Linked DNA regions of Homo sapiens: region 2 is linked to region 1. Evidence: read pairs that join two places in POLR2A ChIA-PET (ENCODE). Cell type or tissue: A673. All regions are shown on one strand. Each heading gives the region's core, and the rest is flanking DNA. Links, peaks and the distances in the headings are about the cores only. Region 1 overlaps LOC105370502 (a long non-coding RNA gene). Region 2 overlaps DDHD1 (DDHD domain containing 1).

Region 1 (8,525 bases), core at 2,639-6,638:
ACAGGCATTAGCCACTGTGCCCGGCCTATTTTTTAACATTATTGCATTCTTTACACATTTTTCAAATTGACAAGTAACAATCGTTAATATTCATGGGGTACACAGTGATGTTTTGATACATATAATGTACAGTGATCAGATCAAGGTAATTAGCATCCATCATCTCAAACATTTATCATATTTTTGTGTTGGAACATTTAACATCCTCCTTTTAGCTATTTGAAACTGTGATATATTATTGTTAACTTTAGTCATCCTGCAGTGATATAGAACAATAGAATTTATTCCTGCTATCTAGCTGCAATTTTGTATCCTTTAACAAGTCTCTCCCTCTCCATCTCTTCCTCCTACACTTCCCAGTCTCCAGTATCCTCTGTTCTACTTTTCACCTCTATGAGATCAACTTTTTTTAGCTTCCGCATATGAAAGTTAAACACCTTTCTGTTTCTGGCTTATTTCACTTAACATAATGTTTTCCAGTTCCATCCATGTTGCCATGAATGACAGGATTTCTTTATGTGGCTAACTAGTACTCCACTGTGTATATATATCACATTTTCTTTCTTTCTTCTTCTTTTTTTTTTTCTTGAGACAAGAGTCTCGCTCTGTCACCCAGGCTGGAGTGCAGTGGCTTGGTCTTGGCTCGCTGCAACCTCTGCCTCTGGGGTTCAAGCGATTCTCCTGCCTCAGCCTCCCGAGTAGCTGGGATTACAGGCACCTGCCATCACGCCTGATTAATTTTTGTATTTTTAGTAGAGACAGGGTTTTGCCATGTTGGCCAGGCTGGTCTTGAACTCCTGACCTCAAGTGATTCACCTGCCTCAGCCTCACAAAGTGCTGGGATTACAGGCGTGAGCCACTGGGCCCGGCCATATACCACATTTTCTTTATCAATTTCTCTGTCGTTAGACACCTAGGTCAATTCCTTATCTTGGCTATTATGAATAATGTTGTAATAAATATGGGGGTTCAGGTGTCTCTTTGATATAATGACTTCATTTTCTTTGGGTACATTCCCAGCAGTGGGATTGCTGGATCATATGTCAGTTACATTTGTAGTTTTTCTGAGGAAACTCTATACTGTTCTCCATAGCAGTTGTACTAGTTTATATTCCCACCAATAGTATATGAGTTCCCTTTTCTTTACATTCTTGCCAGTGTTTGTTATTTTTTAGTTCCCTGTATATTCTGAATATGAATTGTCTGATGAATGAATAGTTTGCAAATATTTTCTCCCATTCTGGGGGTTGTCTTTTCATTCTGCTGATTGTTTCCTTTGCTGTGCAGAAGCTATTTAGTTTGATATAATCTCATTTGTTTATTTTTGCTTTTGTCGTCTGTGCTTTGAGGTCTTATTTATAAAATATTTTATCAGACTAATGTCCTAAAGTGTTTCCCCTATATTTTCTTCTAGTTGTTTTATTGTCCTGGGTCTTACATTTAGGTCTTTGATCCATTTTCAGTTGATTTTTGTACAGGATAAGAGGTGGAGGTCTAGTTTTATGCTTCTTCATACAGATATACAGTTTTTCTGGGATCATTTATTGAAGAGACTGTGCTTTCCCCAATGAGTGTTATTGGCACCTTTGTCAAAAATCAGTTGACTGTAGATACGTGGATCAATTTCTGGGGTCTTAATTTTATTCAATTGGTCTATGTATTTGTTTTTATATCATGTTGTTTTGATTATTTTGAGATCTGGTACTGTGATACTTTCAGCTTTGCTCTTTTTTTGTGCAGGATTATTTTAGAAACTTGGGCTCTTTTTTGGTCCCATACAAATTTTAGATTTTTTTTTTTTTCTGTAAAGAATGTCATTGGTATTTTCATAGGAATTGTGTTAAATTTGTAGATCTTTTTGGGGTAAGTATTGTCATTTTAACAATACTAATTTTTCTGGTCCATGAGCATGGCTTGTCTTTTTCATTTGTTTATGTCTTCTTCAGTTTCTTTCATCAGTGTTTTGTGGTTTTCCTTGTAGAGATCTTTCACCTCCTTGGTTAGATTTATTCCTAGGTATTTTATTTTATTTTATTTTTGGTAGCTATTGTAAATGAGATTGCCCTCCTGTTTTTTTTTTTTTCCAGATAGTTTGTTGTTTCTGAAAATAAATGATTTTTGTTTATTCTGTATCCCACAACTTTACTGAATTTGTTTACTGGTTCTAAGAGTTTTTTTGTAGAATCAATCTTTTGGTTTTTCTATATATAAGGTCTTATCATATATAAACAGGGACAATTTGACTTCTTTCTTTTCAATTTGGTTGCCCTATGTTTCTTTCTATTGCCTAATTGCTCTGGCTAAGACTTCCAGTACTATGTTGAATAAGAGTAGTGTGCATGGACAACCTTTTTTTGTTCCAGTTCTCAGAGGAAAAGTTTTCAACTTTTTTCCACTCTGTAAGGTGTTAGCTGTGGGTTTGTCATATACAACCTTTATTATGTTGAGATGCTTTTCTTCTATACTTAATTTATTAAGCAGTTTTATCATGAAGGGATATTGAATTTTTTTCAATTTTTTTCAGCATCTATTGAGATGATATGTTTTTTCTTCTTCATTCTATAGATATGATGTATAATATTTATTGATTTATATATATTAAACCATCCTTGTATTCTTATGATAAATCTCACTTGCTCATAATGTATTTATCTTTTTGATATGTTGTTGGATTCAGTTTGCTAGTATTTTGTTGAGGATTTTTATGTTTATATTCATCAGGGATATTGGCTTACAGGGAGTTGGCTTATATTTTTGTTGTGTCCTTGTCTGGTTTTGGTACCAAGGTTATGCTGGCTTTGTAGAATGAGTTAGAAAGAATTCCCTCTGCTTCAATTTTTGGAAATGCTTTGAGAATAACTGCTATTATTCTTTAAAGGTTTGGCAGAATACAGTGGTGAGGGCACCTGGTCCCGAATTTTTTTTTTTTTTTTTTTTTGAGACACAGCCTCCCTCTGTCACCCGGGAAGTGGTATGATCTCGGCTCACTGTAACCTCCACCTCCTAGGTTCAAGTGATTCTTCTGCCTCAGCCTCCTGAGTAGCTGGGATTACAGGCGTGTGCCACCACACCCCCCTAATTTCTGTTTTTTTAGTAGAGACAGGGTTTCACCATGTTGGTCAGGCTGGTCTCGATCTCCTGACCTTGTGATCCGCCTGCCTCAGCCTCCCAAAGTGCTGGGATTACAGGTATGAGCCACCGTGCCCGGCCTGAACTTTTTTTTTTTGGAAGATTTTTATTACTGATTCATTCTTGTTACTTGTTATTGGTCTTCTGTTCAGGTTTTCTATTTCTTCTTGGTTCAATCTTGGTAGATTGTATGTATCCAGTAATTTATCCATTTTTCTCTAGGTTTTCAAATTTATCTATTAGTGTGTAGTTGTTCATTGTAGTCTCTGATGATCTTTTTTTTTTCTTTCTTTCTTTTTTTTTTGAGACAGAGTCTCGCACTGTTGCCTGGGCTGGAGTGCAATGGCAAGATCTCAGCTCACTGCGACCTCCGCCTCCTGGGTTCAAGTGATTCTCCTGCCTCAGCCTCCTGAGTAGCTGGGATTACAGGCATCTGGCACCATGCCCGACTAATTTTCTGTATTTTTAGTAGAGATGGGGCTTCACTATGTTGGCCAGGCTGGTCTTGAACTCCTGACCTTGTGATCCACCCACCTCAGCCTCCCAAAGTACTGGGATTGCAGGCGTGAGCCACCATGCCCAGCCTCTGCCGATCTTTTCTTTTTCTGTAATATCCATTGTCATGTCTCCTTCTTCATTTCTAATTTTATTTATTTGAGTCTTCTCTCTTTTTTTCTTAGTCTAGCTAATGGTTTGTAAATTTTGTTTATCTTTCCCAAAAGCCAACTTTTTGTTTCATTAAACTTTTTAATTTTTTTATTTTTGTTATTCTCAATTTTGTTTATTTCTGCTTTGATCCTTATTCTTTCTATTAATTTTGGATTTGGTTTGTCCTTGCTTTTCTAGTTCCTTGAGGTGTATTGTTATGCTATTTATTTGAAATCTTTCTAGTTTTTTGATGTAGGCCTTTATTACTATAAACTTCCCCCTTAATACTGCTTTTGCTGTGAGCCCCATAGCTTTTGGTATGTTGTGTTTCTATTTTCATTTGTTTCAAGAAATTTTAAATTTTTATTCTTAATTTCTTACTTCACTCATTGGTTGTTCAGGAGCATGTTGTTTAGTTTCCATGTATTTGTATAGTTTCAAATGTTCCTCTTGTTATTGATGTCTAGTTTTATTTCATTGTAGCCAGATAAGATACTTGATATGATTTGGATTTTTAAAAATTTTCTGAGACTTGTCTCAGAATGTGTCTGCCTGTCCTAATACATGATCAATCCTGAAGAACGTTCCATGTTCTAATGAAAGAAAAAAGTGTATTATTCAGCTGTTGGGTGAAATGTTCTGTAAACGTTTGTTAGGTCCATTTGGTCAATGTTACAGTTTAAATTTTATGTTTCTTTGTTGATTTTCTGAGAGAAAATTAGAGTGTTGACATCCTCAACTATTATTGAATTGGGGTCTATCTTTCCCTTTAGATCTAATGATATTTGCCTTATAAATCTAAGTGTTCTGGTGTTGAGTGCGTATGTATCTACAGTTATTATATTTTCTTCCTGAAGTGATCCTTTAGTTATTATATAATATCCTTCTTTGTCTCTTTTTACAGCTTTTAATTTGAAGTCTGTTTTGTTTGATATAAGTATAGCTACTCCTGCTTGCTTTTGGTTTCCATTTGCATGAAATATCTTTTTCCATCTCTTCACTTTCAGACTATGTGTGTCTTTATAGGTGAGGTGAATTTCTTGTAGGCAGCATATATTTGGGTCTGTTTTTTTTTTAATCTATTCAGCCAGTCTATAGCTTTTAAGTGGGAAATTTAATCCACTTACCTTCAAGATTATTGTTGATAGGACTTATTTCTGTCATTTTATTGGTTGTTTTCTGTTTGTTTTGTATATCTTTTGTTCCCTACTTCCTCTCTGATCATTTATTTTTTTTGGTTGGGTGGTTTTCTGTAACAATAAGGTTTGATTCCTTTCTCCTTCTCCTTTGTTTATCGCTCTACAAGTGAGTTTTATAGTTTCACAGGTTTTCATTATGGTGGTTGTCATCTTTTCACTTTCAGATGTAAGGCTCTCTTGAGCATTTATTGCAAGGCCAATCTAGTGATGGTGAATTCCCTTAGTTATGCCTTGTTTGTGAAAAGTTTTATTTTTCCGTCATTTCTGAAGCATACCTTTGCTGGGTAAAATATTCTTGACTGGCAGCTTTTTTTTTTCTTTCAGTATTTTGAATATAGTAATATCATCTCATTCTCTCCTGGCCTGTAAGTTTTTTGCTGAGAAATCCACTGTTAGTCTAATGGGAATTTTTTAGTATGTGACTTGACATTTTTTTCTTGGTGCTTTTAAAATTATTTCTTTGTCTTTGACTTTCTAAAATTTGACTCAAATTTGGCTCAGATAGGAACTGTTTATGTTGAATCTATTTGGGTTTCTTTGGGCTTCCTGGAACTGGATATCCATCTCTTTCCCAAGTCTTGCAAAGGTTTTTGTTATCATTTCATTAAATATGTTGTTCTTCTGTTTTTCCTTCTCTTCTCCTTCTGGAATGCCAAATATTTGTTTGCTTAATGGTGTTCCATAAATCTTATAGGTTTTCTTCATTCTTTTTTTATTCTGTATGCCTGTGTTATTTCAAAAGACCTGCCTTCAAGTTCTGAAATTCTTTCTTCTGCTTGGTCTGGTTTGTTGTTGAAGCTCTCAATTGGTTTTTTAAATTTCATTCATTGAATTATTTGGCTCTAGAATTTCTTTTTTGTTCTTTTTTATGATATTTATTTCTTTGTTGAATTTCTCATTCAAATCATTTTTCTGATTTCATTGTTTTGTCTATTTGTATTGTCTTTTATCTCACTGAGCTTCCTTAAGATTATTAGGGCTTGAATTCTTTTTCTGGAATTTCTTATATTTCCTTATGATTGGAGTCTGTTACTGGAGAATTACTGCTTTCCCTTAGAGGTCACATTTCTTTACTTTTTCATGGTTGATATGTCCCTATGTTGATTTTCTATGCATCTGGCAGAAAAGTCACGTCTTCCAATTTTATGGAAGGTTTCATAGGGAAAGACTTAGTTGTATGAATGGGTCTTGGTGTATCAGTTCAATGGGGTGTGTTGGCCTTGGTTCTGGAGGGACATAGTGGTGTAGTCTCCATGTAGTTTCTTCAGCTATAATCTACACTAATGACACTTGTGAGTTTCTCCGTGGCCTGGACTGAGAGAATTTGTGGTGATGGTGGTGTAACTTTGCTGGCGTGGCTTGCCAGGGTGTTTCTCAGGTTAGGGGCGCATGTATGCACACAATGGATCAGCCAGATTGGGATTTTGCTTGGTGGTGTTGGGGCCACAGGGCTGTTACTCTAGCCAGGAACATGAGCATACAATTGCTTGGCTGGCCTGAGGATGTTCTTGCTAAGAGCAGCTCACACGACTGTTTCTCGGGCCTGGGATGTGGTCACACAGCTGCTTGGCAGGTCTGGTGATATGTCTGCTGGGGGCAACTCACGGGGCTGTTTCTCAGCGCTAGGAACAGCTGCACAGCTGCTTGGCTGGTCTGGGGCCACTTCTGTGGGAGGTAGCCCGGAAGCCTGTTTCATAGGCATGAGACATGGGCCTATGAAACACAGCAGTGCTCAATTGGCTGGGGGGGAGGGCATCCTACCAAGGTGGCCCATGGGGCTGTTTCTCTGTCTAGGGACATGGGTTCACAGCTGCTCAGTTGTCCTGGGGGCATATCTTCTGGGGATGGGCCATGGAGTCATTCCTCAGTCCTGGGAAGTGAATACACACCTGCTCAGCTGACCTGGGGGCATGTGTGCTGGAGAAGCCCATGGGGTAGTTTCTCAGGTCTGGGATGCTAGTGCAAGGCTGCTCAGCCAGCTGAGGGGTTGTGCCTACCAGGGGCAGCTTACAGGGCTGTTTGTCAGACTCTTATTGGGGGCACAGGCCATTGGGTAAGCCAAGAACATGTCTGTGGGAGGTGGGGGCACTGTGGGGCTGTTTCTCAGGTCCTGGCATGGGCACATAGTCACTCCACTGGCCTGGGGGCATATCGGCTGCTCAGAGACTTGGTAATCTTTTCCTCTTGGGGGAGGGTGCACAGTGGTTTGGCTGGCTGAGGGTGGGTTTGCCCCAGGGAGGACTGGCAAACTGTTACTCTGGCTAGAAGTGCAGTGATGGTGGTTGGTTTCCCTGCAGCTGGGGTTGTGGTATTCAGCCACCTGTGTGGACTCGGAATGATGAAGATGGAGCCCCACTGCTGGAGAGGTGCAGTGGCTCCTGACCCCCAGGGCAAGACACTCTTCAGAGGTGTCTCTGGCCTCAAGATGGTGCTCTGCTGCAGCAGATTGGCTCAAAGCGGGTAGACAGGGGTGGGAGTGCACACCTTGTGGTCCTTATTCAGGGCAGTGTGGCTGTATGAATTCCTGGTAGCTCTCCAAACTGGGCTCAGGGCTTGTGAGGACTGTGGGATTCTCGTGTTATATAAGGACTGTTTGTATTTGTAGTGGCAGTGGGGGCTGGTGGGAATCTTCTGCTTACCTTTTCCCTACAACAGGAATTCCCTCCTGACTCTAGGCCAATCCAATCAGGGAGGGAGCATGGTGGGAGGGGAGGCTGCAGAGACCAGTTGCATCTTGCTGTCCTCCTGAACTTCCAATGACCACAGGTGCATCTCCAGTTCCCTGCTACACTCTGGTGCTCTCCCTTCAACACTCCAGTCAAATCTTAGCTGTTCATTCATTGCCTTTGTTCTTTTCTTGTAGTGGGGGAAAATGTCAGGCATCTCTAGTCAGCCATCTTGCTGACATCTGTCATCTTTTTATTTTAATAACTTCATTACCTTGGGTCTTTCTTAATGGCTTTTCCATTTTGATAGAGCCTTTTTAAGATGGTAATATATGAAAGAAGATGAGTTAATACTTGAATTACAACCAATAAAAGACTACACTGAAGTTTTGATTTTTGTTCTAAGGCATGAAAATTGGTGATGAGTGGGTCTAGAAACAGGATAGGAACAGTTTATCATATGGGAAAGGTGCCACAGTCAAGGTAATAAGTAGTTGCTGACATAGGAACTTCTTTGAAGTCACACAGTAGACTTTTTATCAAGGCTTCCAGTTTAGGTACACCATGACCATCTATCTTCCTCCATTCCCGCTTTCCTCTCTTCTTTTACTTCTTCCCTTTATCCCATCCCCATCTGAGTTCACAACTATGGTCTTGGAATCTAGAATGTTGCCTGGGATAATCTAAGTGTTCAATAAATTTTTATTGAGTAATGTAGGCTATTTTTCTAGGGCCTTTCAACCTTCTAATAAAATAATTATTAATTTAGGGTCAGTTAATGAGCTAATGGTGATCTTCCCTACTGTAGAAACATTTGCATATAGGGTTAAAAAAAAAAGGCAATGGAGTAAGCCATATCTTTGTCCGAATCCTGGTTCTAAGT
Region 2 (4,000 bases), core at 1-4,000, 160 kb before region 1:
ACACACACGTATTTATAATTTCATAAATATTAGATGCTTGCTAGCTTACTAAAGTATAAAGACGCAGATGATGGCCCACTATCCCTCACATTAATCCTGGTTGACAGTATTTAATAAATGTCTCTGCCACAGTACAGAAAGTATATAAAAATTTATGAAATAATTAGTAAAGTACCGCTAGTTGTCATGATACCTGCTGTTAACAGCTTTTTTGTAGTAAAATGTGAGTCATATACAAGCACATATACATCTTTTAAAAAATTATACCAAATGGTTAATACCATATATACTGTTCTCTCTTTTCTATACTTAAGAGTTTAGAGATCTTTTCATTTCATTGCCTCCTGACCTACTTCAATTTTTTTTTTGTAACAACTATGACTGTCCAAAATACAGGTGAACCATATAGTCTAACCCTTCTGTTGATGAACATCATTTTCAATTACAATGTTTCATAGCTACTTACATTTAGTAAACTATGGAATTAAGTTATTATTATCATTATTATTTTTTAAAAGCTATAGTTGGCCAGGCGCAGTAGCTTATGTCTGGAATCCCAGCACTTTGGGAGGCTCAGGTGGGTGGATCACTTAAGGTCAGGAGTTCAAGACCAGCCTGGCCAACATGGTGAAATCTCATCTCTACTAAAAATACAAAAATGAGCCGGGCGTGGTAGCAGTTGCCTGTAATCCCAGCTACTGGGGAGACAGGGGCAGGAGAATCACTTGAACCTGGAAGACAAGAGGTTGTAGTGAGCTGAGACCGTGCCACTGCACTCCAGCCTGGGCAACAGAGCAAGACTCCGTCTCCAAAAAAAAAAAAAAAAAAAAAAATTTGTTATTTTCCATGCTTTTTTTTTCTTTTTTTAAAGTTTTACTGGATTTATACATCTAAAATGCTGCTCCGAGTATTGCCAAACATGACATTTTATTTCAAACCTGTCAATTATTTTGACACTATAATATTTGTGTGTCTAGCCTATGGTACTTAATAAGATTCTAAATGAAATCCTTAGTTAACATCTGTAAGACAAAAACAAAACTAGTAAAAATTTTAGTCAATTAGCACATTTGTTTTAATATGCTAGTAAATTATCAAAATGAGTGATTTTTCATTTTTATATTAGAATTAATCATATAAAGAGAACAAAGAAGATAAGGCATGTAACTAGAGATGAAGATAGGAATGCAGCAAAGAATTAAAAGATAGTATCAGGAGGGCCACAAATGATTAAATAATAAAATCTTATAATTATATAACACATATAATTATGTTTATACATATAACATGTAAAAAAATATATTTGCTTAAAAAAAGCACTTAAAAATTATTTTCAGAATAATAAGAAAGGTAGAAACCCACCTCAAAAGGTCAGTAAAACTACAAAGGATTATAAACTGGTAAACATTTTCAATAAGGATTCTATGCAGTGACTAAGCTTGGAATAAGTTTTAAATTTCACTCCTAACAAACTGTGAAGAAACGATGAAAGGAAAACAAGGAGAATAACAAAAGAATTTATTTTATGCTACAGGAAAATGCATGTAATTAGCATGAAAATCAACAGTCTCCAGCTTGATTAGGCATGCTATATAGTAATCTTTGTATCTTGAACAATGCATTATTTCTTTATCATGAAATTCTTAGTTTTCTCGTAAGAGGTCCAGTAATTCCATAAAGACATTTAAAAATTTTTCAAAAGATGAGGATATTTTACCGTCGTTTAGTTATATAGAGTTCATCAAGAAGATGTCGTTCTTCATAGCTCATCCATCGTTCATCAGGCAACTCTTCTTCCTTTTGCAGCAACTGTTCATACAGCCGAACTGGATTCCAGCCAGTCATTATGTCATAAGTAATTACACATCCCAAGGAATGTGATACTATTGAGACTTTACCCCCTTTTTCTTCAAAGTCTGGATTCCGAGAACAGAAAAGGGAATACAATCGATTCAGCTCTTGCTGAAGGCCTTTAACTAGCTGTTTGAAATAAGAAAACATTATCATATTAGACTTGTCACTGACTACTATACACTTATTCTAAACTCAAATACATTAAGGTAGAAAAACATACATTACCGATCAAATATACCTAGGTTATTAAAATTAACTTAGGTCTTTCAAAATCTTGCAGGAATGAAGTAAGGTATACATACTATTATAATCCATATCATCACTAAGAACATAGGCAGATACTACCTACATAGATCCTTCTGTAGTCCTTAAACCAACTGTATAAGCCAGCAGTTCCATAGATTAAAAAAAAAAAAAACCAAAGTTCTATGCAAATACCAATAAGATTTTCAAAGACCCCCGCAAATTTCTTTTTTGTTGTAACTTACCCACATGCAATTCTAAATTTTTGTACCTTGTAGTTTTTAGTCAGTAAGTTTTAGAAAATGAGTATCTGGGCTTATGATAATAGGTATACTAACATATTATAAATTATTGTGCATTTAGATAGAGTAATGTAATAAAAGGCCACTGAATGATTGAAGAAAAAACAAAAGTTGATCTACTGGGTATTTCAAAGTTCCCACTAAGTTGGCAATACAGATATAAAAGTAAAAAGTTGTTTTCTATGTCTGGAAAGCAGGGCTATTTTAAGTTTAGAGGTTAATAATGTGGGGAGTATTTTCGTAATTTTTCTTTGTAAAAGTGCTTTCTTTGAAATTAAGCTTTAACAAATATTACTGAAATATTCCATAAAGTCAGAAGAATAAGGTTCTTTTGTTACTCAAACCCATCCTGGGCCCTGATCTGAGTTTTAAGGCAGTCTTCTTTCTTCCTACACTTTACAAACTACTGATTTAATGGCAATGTACATAAACATCTTCTAAGACATGGGTTTTAAGTAAAACTCTAATTAACATAGTTTCAGGAATATGCAGTGTGAAATACTACATGGCTCTGTCTGAAAGGAGCTATAATATGCTTTGGATTTGGCTTTGATAAGAATATCAACCAATCCTTAAAATTTCATTATTTTCCTGATTTACAATCTACATGAGGTAGGTACAGAGAAGGCTAATGTTTAGATAAAATAATTTCCTTTAAAAGCAACAGTTCTTAATCGTTTTTATTTTTGAAGACCTTGATTTTAAGACTTGTACCATGTAAATCTCAAAGCACTAAAAGATATATACTTTAGTACTCTGACAAAACATACCTAATCTTTTTGTTTTTATAAAATACCAGCTTACTCCCATATTAAAGTTTGTTAAAAAAGGAAATCACACTACCAGTAATTAACCTATTTCATATTCAAAAATTTTAAAACATCTCTCACTACACCAAATACTTCATTAGTTTGGCAATCATATATGGGTAAAAAAACAAGATCAAATTATCTAAGGCAGAGAAAGTCTATTTGATACTAAAATATTTCACTATGGAATGAGGCATAGCATGGACAGTTTCTGAAGACCTTGATGATGTCATCTGTTTTAATAATTATACACTTGAAGAGAAATGGCCTTTGTATTTCCTTATTAGAGCATATCTGGATTTGACAGCATTTTCTTTTTCTATTGCTTATGCATATATATGAGACATCTATGGTCAGACATTATGATTTTGAAAGCCAACTTTTTAAACAGCTTTGTACTACCTCTAAATGCTTCTGTATCTCATCCGCTCATCAGTGAAAGGAGAAATTCATTTCTATGTTGTATCCAACGAGTTTACTCTAATTGGAATTTTTTTTCCTTTTCCTTCTCCTTTCTGATCCAATTATATTCTCCTAATTAGGATCCCTTTGTGACCAAGTGTATTCATTTGGGACATCTCAGCCAAGATTAACAATATATACTGTGATCTTAACTTTATTATCTATTAGGTCTACAATATGATCTAATCAACTCAACGAACCTCTTACACAGTAAGCACTGGATAGCTTTTCAAAAGTTTAAAACAATTTCTAATTTCCATAACCACTGCTCAAGAGTTAAAATTTACGAAGGAAATGAACGTAAGGAGGAAAAACCCGGCAGTTTCAAGA

What was found. Peaks named below come from ENCODE experiments on the same cell type or tissue, not always from the same donor. Only the 100,000 strongest peaks of a DNase experiment are listed, where the experiment ranks them.
Region 2: POLR2A ChIA-PET joins it to region 1 with 7 read pairs; 2 of 35 experiments call an interaction of 5 or more read pairs at or near these places.

The regions. Positions count from the first base shown.
Region 1 is chr14:53,220,139-53,228,663 of GRCh38, forward strand. All of the region lies in intron 5 of LOC105370502 (a long non-coding RNA gene), which reads left to right. Among named protein-coding and RNA genes, the nearest start is that of DDHD1-DT, 71 kb to the left of the region's middle. In A673, for the core only: no CTCF peak of the experiment used is centred there; no DNase peak of the experiment used is centred there.
Region 2 is chr14:53,061,226-53,065,225 of GRCh38, forward strand. DDHD1 (DDHD domain containing 1) reads right to left here. Exons shown (of 13, transcript NM_001160148.2): 7 at 1,718-1,980. Among named protein-coding and RNA genes, the nearest start is that of DDHD1, 90 kb to the right of the region's middle. In A673, for the core only: no CTCF peak of the experiment used is centred there; a DNase peak (open chromatin) is centred at 1,836.